Regions from separate parts of the Homo sapiens genome. Here all the other regions are linked to region 3. The links are chromatin contacts, found by Hi-C in ENCODE. All regions are on one chromosome and are shown on one strand. The core of a region is the stretch at or near the end of the contact, and the rest is flanking DNA. Distances in the headings are between cores, read along the strand shown.

The links. A loop is a pair of places that touch in the nucleus more often than their neighbours do. Pooled maps may share reads with other maps.
Region 1: a pooled map shows a loop between it and region 3 (14-fold over the local background). The contact joins the promoter of KICS2 here to the promoter of TBC1D15 in region 3. A Hi-C loop is called at or near these places in 7 of 50 pooled maps.
Region 2: a loop to region 3 is called in a pooled map, with 10 times the contacts of the local background. The contact joins the promoter of LLPH here to the promoter of TBC1D15 in region 3. A Hi-C loop is called at or near these places in 3 of 50 pooled maps.

The regions. Positions count from the first base shown.
Region 1 is chr12:64,220,801-64,224,309 of GRCh38, reverse strand. It overlaps KICS2 (KICSTOR subunit 2), which reads left to right and starts at 2,014. Exons shown (of 3, transcript NM_152440.5): 1 at 2,014-2,307. The coding sequence starts at 2,073. It overlaps LOC124902952 (a long non-coding RNA gene), which reads right to left and starts at 1,961. Exons shown (of 2, transcript XR_007063347.1): 1 at 1,767-1,961. RefSeq lists enhancers at 1,561-1,620, 1,701-1,890, 2,041-2,130, 1,612-2,206, 2,241-2,300 and 1 more.
Region 2 is chr12:66,128,627-66,132,164 of GRCh38, reverse strand. LLPH (LLP homolog, long-term synaptic facilitation factor) reads left to right here and starts at 1,415. Exons shown (of 3, transcript NM_032338.4): 1 at 1,415-1,460; 2 at 3,052-3,269. The coding sequence starts at 3,059. It overlaps LLPH-DT (LLPH divergent transcript), which reads right to left and starts at 1,414. Exons shown (of 2, transcript NR_125724.1): 1 at 1,190-1,414. RefSeq lists enhancers at 1,392-1,501, 1,542-1,691.
Region 3 is chr12:71,837,945-71,841,447 of GRCh38, reverse strand. TBC1D15 (TBC1 domain family member 15) reads right to left here and starts at 1,689. Exons shown (of 17, transcript NM_001146213.3): 1 at 1,637-1,689. The coding sequence starts at 1,666.

The DNA.
Region 1 (3,509 bases), core at 765-3,264, 7.6 Mb after region 3:
CCAGACCTGCCTGACCAACATGCAGAAACCCCGTCTCTGCTAAAAATACAAAATTAGCAGGGCGTGGTGGCACATGCCTGTAATCCTAGCTACTCTGGAGGCTGGCCTTAGGCAGGAAAATCACTTGAATCCGGCAGGTGGAGGTTGCAGTGAGCTGAGATGGCTCCACTGCACTCCAGCCTGGGCAACAAGACCAAAACTCTGTCTCAAAAAAAAAAAAAAAAAAAAAATCTTCCTTGAAGCTGGGCGCAGTGGCTCATGCCTGTAATCCCAGCACTTTGGGAGTCCGAGGCGGGCAGACCATTTGAAGTCAGGATTTTAAGACCAGCCTGGCCAACATGGTGTAAACCCCAATTCTGTTAAAAATACGAAAATTAGCCAGGTGTGGTGGCACTGGCCTGTAATCCCAGCTACTCCAGAGGCTGAGGCAGGAGAATCACTAAAGCCTGGAAAGCGGAGGTTGCGGTGAGCCGAGGTCATGCCACTGCACTCCAGCCTGGGGAAAACTCCAGCCTGGGGGAAAGAGTGAGACCCTGTCCAAAAACAAAACAAAATAAAACAACCAAAAAAAAAAAAAACTGCCTTGTATCATTGTTAACAGGGTTGATCTTATCCAATTACATTCTTGAGTATAGGGAACAGGTGCACAATACCTATTCATTAAAATTAGATTAGTGGGATTTCCTTTAAAAGGTAGTGATGATGGCAGAACAGCTCTAGTTTGAGAAAAAACGAAAATAGGCAATTCTCTCATTTGTTCAACAAACATGGCTGCGCCGTCCAATATGAAAAGATTATAACTGTAAGTGAACCCTACTGTACCCTAGGGATCTCACCACTTGGGGAAAGAGATATGTAAATATATGCGATTAAATAGTGTGACTAAGAAGCATAAAATAAGTATGCACAAAGAAGAAAGGAAAAAACTATTGAGTAGTGGGTAGTGTTTCAAAGTAGTGGACATACAAGTATGAGCCGGGTTCATGGGGTTTCTTAAATGCCAAAGGAACTTGTAATTATTCTAAATGACAACGTGCACAATTTACATTAATGTATTCTTCATTCTGGCCAGGGGTGGTGGCTCACACCTGTAATCCCAAAACTTTGGGAGGCTGAGGTGGGAAGATTGCTTGAGCCAGGAGTTTGAGACCAGCCTGGCTAACATGGTGAAACCCTGTTTCTATTAAAAATACGAAAATTAGCCAGGTGTGGTGGCGCTGGCCTGTAATCCCAGCTACTAGGGAGGTTGAGGCAGGAAAATCGTTTGAACTCGGGAGGTGGAGGCTGCAGTGGGCCGAGATCTCACCACTGCACTCCAGTCTGGGCGACAGAGCGAGACTCCGTCTCAAAAAAAAAGAAAAAAAAAAGATAACTTTTTAAGGAAGGTTAATGCAGTTTGGGCCAGGGGCTCTACTTATTAGTTGCAGGGCTAACACAGACCCGGGAGAACTAGAACGGGATACAGGTGAGAGTTAACCGGTGGTGTGTGATGTGATGAAAACTAGGCAATGGGAAGGAGATCAACCTTTACCCGTCAGTCTTCTAATCTCAGCAAATCACTTCCATGAGTTGGTGTAGAAGGTGTCAGGGCTGACTAGGGTCCCTGCTGTGAGTGTGGGCACAACTCCAGGCACTTCCCCATCTCCCAGCCGGCCCAGCGAGGTGCCTGGAGAGCCCAGGCCAGATGTTCTGGCCAGGGCTGACGTCACGTTTGCATGACGTCACCAGCGCTGACGAACCACACAGAGAGGGGCCTGTCAGCTCACCTCAGAGCGCAGGCAACTTCTTAGAGCGGGGAACTGGCCGCCTCCTATTCTACCTTGACGGTCCGAATAGTCAGAGCTACAGGAGCCGAAGCGCCGAAGGAGCTCAGCAACCGCTACCTCCCTCTTTCCTTGGCCCTTATCCGCGTCTTCTCTAAGGCCCAGGAGCGGTCCCGGCAGCGGCGCGCTCACGAGTCCGCCGGTGGAGGCGGTCACGCGCACGCACGCTTGTGCGCAAGCCCGTTCCCTCAGAACCCGGAAGTGCGAGGCCGAGGAGAGCCACGTGGGTCGAGCTGGGGCGCAGCTCGCATGGGGGAGTCTATCCCGCTGGCCGCCCCGGTCCCGGTGGAACAGGCGGTGCTGGAGACGTTCTTCTCTCACCTGGGTATCTTCTCTTACGACAAGGCTAAGGACAATGTGGAGAAGGAACGAGAGGCCAACAAGAGCGCGGGGGGCAGCTGGCTGTCGCTGCTGGCGGCCTTGGCGCACCTGGCCGCGGCCGAGAAGGTCTATCACAGCCTCACCTACCTGGGGCAGAAACTAGGTACCTCCGCCCCGCCCCCCGAGCCCCTTGAGGAGGAAGTAAAGGGGGTATATTCCCCAGTCGGCAGTGGCTTGGGTTTCCCGTCTCTGTGTCACTTCTAGTCGCAGGCTCGACTCGGCATTCCCAGATCTCCTCCCACCGTTCCTTTCCTTCCCTGGGCTTCCACAAGCCCCGCCCACCGGCCTGCGCTGCTGATAGATTGGCGAACTGGGTAGATGCTCTTTGCAGGGCTGTGACCCAAACCGAAGGGTTTGCCCTTTTGCCTCGTGCATGGATTGATGCCATAAATGAGAAGTTAACCAAACTATGTCTTCATTGTTTTAATTAGTGACGCTGCAGCCAGAAGAGCAAAACTTTGCAAAACAACCTAGTTCTATTACTGAACACTGTTGTGTGGCCTCTTAAGGTTAAGGCCCGAGAGTCACATTTAGAGTCCTACCCCGTCTTCATAGTCCCCCAATACATATTTAATGACTAAAGTAATAAATGAATATTGGGCAGGAAAGGCAAGAAATATGCCTAACACTAGCAAGAAGAGACTTAAGGGGAAAATGGTAAACACTCTTAGCACTTCATGTACATCTTGCCTCTGAAATAAGATTCAAGAGCTGATTCAACTGATTTTTACTAGTAGAAGCAATAAGTATAAGTAGATGAGAAGGAAATAATAGATGTAAAAGGCATGGAATATGCATACAAAATAATATTACTGCTTAATTATGACAAATAAATATATTTGAATCCTAGGGGTTTCAGAGTCAGTACTTTGACCTGTTTTAGACTCTTCAATTTTCAGAAGCGTGAGGTCTGATGTGAATGAAGGACACGTATATAAAATACAGAGAATAGAAATGTAAAATTGGTGTAGATTTCATTTTGATCCACCCCCCCCCGTTCCCTAACCAGCCCCCTACTTTCCTTATATTGCCTGAAGGTGACCATGTACATCTTATTGAGCTTTCAGTAAACACTCAAGAGACAGGGCTTCCTGAGTTCGTAATTGCTGTAGCAAGTATGTTGATTTATACATACTTATTTAGTATGCTAATTTATTAGCAAAAACTGGTCAGATAGTTTCACCTTATTTTTTTCCTCCCCTTTTTACAATGGCATTTCTCACAAATTTGCAGTTGCTGCTATGGTGTTATTATTCCCCTTTCTATAGATTAGCAAATTATATATGCAGTTATGTTGGGTAGATG
Region 2 (3,538 bases), core at 166-2,665, 5.7 Mb after region 3:
AAGTGCCTATTCAAAAGTCTTGTCCTGGTATGTTAAACAAGATACAGTAAATATGGACTATCAGAATATAAGTTTTCTCTAAAATGCAATGTGCACTTATATTTTTGGGTGAGGTAGCTAACTTCTCATTTGAAAGATGAGGTACAGTATATGGTTAACTTGTAAAACAGAAATTCACTTGCTTTATAAGAACGAAATCTCATTTAAATAAACCAGGTTTCTTAGGCATGCTTCCTTTTTTTATATCAAATGTTCTAGGTTTTTTTCAGCCTCTTTAACCTTGCTATATTCTGAATTCAGTAATTTCCATACTATGCATGGTTTCATAAAGGACACAAATTTAAAGAAAAAAGGTACCCATAGATTGCCTCAGAACCCCTTTTTCTGGCAACCAGCAGGAGTTTACCAGGCCATCATTAAAGACATGTTTTTTGGGTATATGTCGTAAATCTCTAGAAACATTGCTTACAAATAGTACTGTGTAGCTATACTTTTGAAACTATAATGTAAAAAGGGTACCATTTGTTGAACTCTTACAGCATCAATTAGGTTGTATTATGTTCACTTTAGGGACAAGGAAATTCAGGCCCTTATGACATTAATTACTCACCCATATCGTTCACAAGTGTTGGAAGCAAGAGTACAACACAGACCTATATGGTTCCAAAGCCTATGCCAGTAGAAATAGTTGTACAGTAAGTGTTATTCGTGAGCTAAGACAATCGTCCTAGGCTTAGCATTGTGTCTGATACGTAAGTGATCAGACAGGTAAACATTGATAGAACTGAAATCCTTTGATCATTTTACCCTTTAAATTCTTCTCTGGGGTAGGAAAAGCTTGTTTTCTGTTTTTGGTAACCGCTTTGAGTATAACTGACATGCAATAAGTTGCACATATTTAAAGTGTGCAGTTTGATACGGTTTTACATATGTGTACATCTGTGAGGCCATCACCCGAGATGAGAAAATGCACAGGCTGCAAATAAAAATGATCTCAATACGGCCTCTGGAAGAACACCTGATCTAGGCTGACTTGATCTAAGGAAATACATGAGTATCATGTAAACGCTGAGGTCAGATCTAAAGGTCGGCTCGGAGCTCCCTATCTGACAAGTAGGGTCCCCTGGCCAGGTTCACTCCATAGGTTAGTCTCGGGGCTACCCTGCCCACGTCCGGAAAGCGGACCTACCTGGGGCCTAACCTTGACCGGACACCCGTCAGCATTCTCCAAATCCGACTTCTACACCTGTATGGGACGGACCAAGTTTCTAGGTCCGCGATCACACCAATGGCGGAAGCTCGTCAGCGCCCGGGTTCCAAAATCCCGCCTCTCAAGGCTTCTTGAGACATTTTGTCTCCCGGCGTGCAATGCGTCCGCCCCGGGTGGCCTCCGCCCGGAAGACGGAAGTGCAAAGACTTCCGGTCGGCGTGAGCGTGAGGTGTGGGTGTTCGTTTCTCAGGTGAGTTCGGTTCCTCACCGGTCCAGTGACACATGGGACTTGGGGCTTGATTCCGCCACCCTTGGAGAATTTCGTTTCTTGACACTCGCTGGGCTATACTTGAGCTCCAGTCCGGAGATGCAGGCCTTGTTGAGGGCGAGGGTTCCCCTTGCTCTTTTTGGTGGGGGCCCTCCGGCTTCCGAGTGCACTGGATAAAGTGGAGCCCACCCCTGTCGTTCACTCCCGCTGAAGTTAACTTCGGCCCTCAAGGTTGTTTGCCGCCCGCTTTCCTAGCCCCTCGCAAGGGTTGAGTTATGTAGACAAGGGAGCGGAATGACTGTGATTGCCGGCGTTCAAAAAATGTTAGTGGTTCGTTCAACAAGTATGCAAAAAGTGTGCGATTCAGCAGTGAACAAGACCTTTCCCTCTACCTTCGTGGAGTCTACAGTCTGGGGAGAGGGTCGGGGGGCGTGACAGAAAACAATGGTTTCAGGTTGTAACACTTAATAAGCAGGGAAGGGAGCTTACGGAGGTCAGAGGAGTCCTTTCTGAGGTAGCGAATGAAGGAGCAAGCCTTGAGAAGAGCAGTTGCCAGGCATAGGGACAGCAAATATGAAGGCACTGACGTAGAGATAGTTTGGACTCTTTACAGACGTAGTTGGTGCCTGCGGGGATGGGGATGGAGAATGAAATGAAATAGAGTTGAAGGAGGCAGGGGACAGATCACAAATGACCTTGTAGATCTTGAATATATATGAGGGAGGAGGTCTTTAAAGAACTCGAAGAAAGGCAGTGAATGCTTTTTTAAAAGATCACACTGAGCACCTTGTGGAGGATTTAGGGCGGAACTGAGTGGAAAGAAAACAAGAGTAGGAATAGATAAGTTTACAGTCGTTAAGTTGGCTTGAGAGGATGGATAATGAAGATGAGGTGAAGTGTTTATAAAAATCATTTGTAATTTGTAAGCTGTTGCATAAATGTAAGGTGATGACGCTGTTGCATTCTGGGGAAATTAAATTTCTGTATTTTGTAAAGAAATTCAGCCGGGCGCGGTGGCTCAAGCCTGTAATCCCAGCACTTTGGGAGGCCGAGGCGGGCGGATCACAATGTCAGGAGATCGAGACTATCCTGGCTAACACGGTGAAAACCCGTCTCTACTAAAAATACAAAAAATTAGCCAGGCGTGGTGGCGGGCGCCTGTAGTCCCAGCTGCTCGGGAGGCTGAGGCAGGAGAATGGCGTGAACCTGAGAGGTGGAGGTTGCAGTGAGCTGAGATCGCGCCACTGCACTCCAGCCTGGGACACAGAACAAGACTCTGTCTCAAAAAAAAAAAAAGAAAAAAGACATGCAAGGTGCTTTCAGAATTGGTTTGATTTGTAGTTTGCTTATGACCACAAGTTTGATTTGATATCTTGTTATTTAGTGACTGTGTATGTACCATGTTGATCTTCATATAAGTTGCATGTTAAGTCCTAAAAAGTGAACAGATTGAAGAGTTTTACTTTTCACTTGTTTTGTAGAGATACCTGTTGGCCTGGTTTTCTAAGGATTTGCCTGTTTTCTTTTTTATATTAAAGATTTGCTTTTGAATGTGTGTTTTTGTTAACTTCAGGTAAAACATGGCTAAAAGCTTACGGAGTAAGTGGAAAAGAAAGATGCGTGCTGAAAAGAGAAAAAAGAATGCCCCAAAGGAGGCCAGCAGGCTTAAAAGTATTCTCAAACTAGACGGTGATGTTTTAATGAAAGATGTTCAAGAGATAGCAACTGTGGTGGTACCCAAACCCAAACATTGCCAAGAGAAAATGCAATGTGAGGTAAAAGATGAAAAAGGTGAGTGTGCTTCTCCTTTTTCTTTCTCTTTTTTTTTTTTTTTTTTTGAGGCAGGGTCTCCTTCCTCTGTCACCTAGGCTAGAGTGCAGTGGTGTGATTATAGCTTCCTGCAGCCTTGAATTCCTGAGCTGAAGCGGATTCTTCCCACCTCAGCCTTCCAAAGCACTGGGTTACAGGCATGAACCACAGTGCCCAGCCCCTCTGCGCTTCATTTAAAAACAAAAAAAATTCTGTCAAGCCTGTTCATGTATATACATATGTTTTGGATT
Region 3 (3,503 bases), core at 440-2,939:
TTTTGGCATGGAAAACTAGTTTCAGTGGAGTGATGGCAATAGATGTGAATTTGCAGTGAATGAGAATAAATGAGGTTATGAAGCAGAATTACTAAATATAAGTCTCACTTTAAGAAGTCAGACTATGAAAGGTAGTGGCTGCAAAGAGTGAAAAATGTTTTTCATTTCACAACTCTGCTTCATTGCCTCAAGGATTCTTTCAAAATCAATCCAAACCTGAAAGAGGGAGATGTTTAAACGGAAGGGATCCCCTCTTGAAAAGTCCCAGCCTGGATCAGTTTAGATGGAAAATCAAACAGGATAATCTTCAAATACGCAGTAAGTCAAGCAGTATATCAGCATCCACCCTGAATATAAAAAGAAAAAAACTGACAAGACAACCAAGGAGCACGAATAATCCAAAAAAGGATGCCCACCTATCCTTTAAAAGAGCCAGTAGGTACAAGTGTGTAATTTTATGTTTTTTTAAAAAAAAATTTATATAACCCTAACAACTCCAATACAAGAAATAATGATTGGCATCTCCTCCATTCTACAGATAAAGAACGCGAAAAGACAAAAGTCACAATTGCCCAATTTTCCAAGGTCATACTTCAGATTAACAGCAAAACCAAGCCCATATTTGTCATTCAGCCGCCTAGTCTAATACTCCAAACACCAAACCACAAACGCTGTCAAATAATTCAAAATGGGGTAGGGAAAGCAACAGGGAGACATGAGTGAAACTCAAGGAACAGAGGACGCTATCTGCAATGAGTAAACAACCATTAGTGTTCGATGAGTCACTTCAGTTGATTCCAGCTGTTTATGAAATACTCCTGCACTGGGAAATACTATCGGTGGCATATCATAAAGCTGATAGCCCTAACTATGCATAAGATGTGCCCTCGGAACGCGAATAGGCACTATTCGACGAAATCTCCGCACGTAATTCTAGTTTCCAACGAAATTAGGCGTGTCACTGACCACCTCCGTAAACCAGCATGACCAATACTCCTACTGAAATGCCTAGGAAATAAATATTTGGACGCCTTCCTAGACAAGCACAGGATGGTGTAAATCTCCATTTCTCTCAGGAAACACGTCCTGCTGCTCACAACCACCAACCAACTCAGCAGCTTGGTAAAAACAGACCCAATACACTCGTTTCTTCTAAGCGCACAGCTAGCTGCCTAGCATCTATTCAGCTCCTCCCGAAGGAAGCATAAACATCTTCACCAAACTGTAGCAAAGAAGACAGAGGCAAGTCGGGTTAACGCTTCAAAGAGAGAAAAGACGCTGGAGTCAGAAGAGTAGACATAAAGAACTAGAGTCAAGAAACAGTGAATCGGGGGAAAAAAGGAACTAGAGAGCCACCTGTCCCTTAGTAAAGGTAATACGAATAAAAGCCTCTCTGCTCTGGGGCAGAAGAGCGCCGAGGCCTAGCTGGCCTTGGAGCAGTAGCCGGCTCTATAACTCCGCGGCTGAACTGGCATTCTCGGGAAACCAGCTGGTACCACCCAGTCTTCTCCTACAGACGCCACGGGTTGTCCGGACACAGAAAGTCCCTCGTGTCCCTCCCCCAACCAGCTGCCAGGGAGCAAAAGCATCCCCGTCCCAGAGAAAAGCCGAGGTCTTCCTGGAGGCCGTTACCTACCTTCCCGCTCACAACACCCGCCGCCGCCATGTTTCCTGCGCGTGCCTGGTAATGACGTAGCAGAACCTCACGTGTCTCTCGGACATACAACAACATCCGGCAAAACTAGAATAACATCCGGGCGGGAAAAGGGCGGGGAGTGGCGGGAAGGGAGTGGAGGAAAGGAGCCGGGCGGAAAAAAGCCGCCTGACGCGTGCGTGCTGAACTGGGCTCAGAGACGGCTGGGGTGGAGTCTCAGGCCTAACGCTACGCTTGTGCTTGCCCCACGTCCTCCCCAAGGAAGACTGCTAAAATAATGTGTACCTTACTTGTATTGGAGTTTGTCGAGACTCTGAAGCTAGCGCAGGCCACGCCAGTTTGGTGAGATGAAACGAATACCATACTGGAAGCCAGCAAGATTTGTCCTGGTTTTTTGTTGTTGTTGTAGAAAAGGAGTCTCGCTCTGTCGCTCAGGCTGGAGTGCAGTGGCGCGATCTCGGCTCATTGCAGCCTCCGCCACTCGGTTCAAGCGATTCTCAAGCCTCAGCCTCCCGGGTAGCTGGGATTACAGGCGCGCGTCAAACGCCCAGCTAATTTTTAAATTTTTATTAGAGACGAGATTTCGCCAATGTTGCCCAGGCTGGTCTCGAACTCCTGACTTCAGGTGATCCGTCCGCTTCAGCCTTTGCCCAGAGAGCTGGGATTACAGGCTTGAGCCACCGCGCCCAGCCCATTAGCCTGGTTTTGTGGCAGTAGGCAAATCACCAGTGCACTCGAAACCTCAGTTTCTTATAGTAAAATCAAGATAGTGGCGTTGCGGTGAAGATCCAAGAAAGAGCAGCACTAACATGGAGATATCCCAGGCACTATACATGGAGACTTTTCCCCTCTGTATATGAGGTTTCTCTATTTGTCTGGTCACTGCCACTCACACATGACCTCCAGCAAGGTATTTCGATAGGAACTGTGATAATACCACGCCCTCATAGCTGCAGAGCCCAAGGCACATAGTTTATAGCACCTACACATTACTTATTAGCTCTGTGACTTAAAGCAGGTTTCTAAATTTATCAGAGCTTCAGGATGTAAACTGGGAATTACTCCTGCATGGAGTGGTTGTAGGGATTTCATACGACAATACATGTGTGGTAAAATGATTTGTAAAGATACTAAGGTAAGAATTTTACTTGTTCTCAGTGCTGTAAAAGAATGCAGAGAATGATTATATACTACCCCCTTGATAACTCTGGCACAGATCTGGGATTTCCCTAGCTCCGGGGCAGAATAAAAAGTCCCTTTCACCAAAAACACTTGTGTCCATTGAGGTACTTCCGTCTTCACACAGTGGAGAGGGGTTAGAGGCTTTTGAGTTTGGTTGAGGTAGGTGGCAACTAGCTGAACGACAGAAAAGGAGAGTTGCCGGTTATGTGACTACCAGGAACCTAATAGGTGAGGAAAGTGGTGGAACCTTAGGTGGGAATGAATGCGTAGCATATTAGGGAGATTGCGTGCTAGGTATCTGAGATTCCAACCATGACCAAGACCCTTATGCCCAAGCTTGGCAGGGAATCAAGAAAGCAGCTCACCTACAAGGGATGAATGAGGTGGGAAAATGAGAATATTAGCAGTAATCAGCATTGAGTGAAGACTAGAGGGCCTTTTCCAAATGTACTGGACTGAGACTAAGACCCCTAGAACCTTCATATAATCTTGGGTGTGGAGTGGAAAATCCTACTGATGACCCAAATTACATTTTCCACCAGCTCAGAGCATTGGGATGTGGTTAGAGAAAAATTTTAATGTGACATCACATTTCTTACACCCTGTGTTTTAGAGAAAATTTGAAGCCCTTAGCACAGTGCCAGGAATAAAAGGCTCAATAAATGTA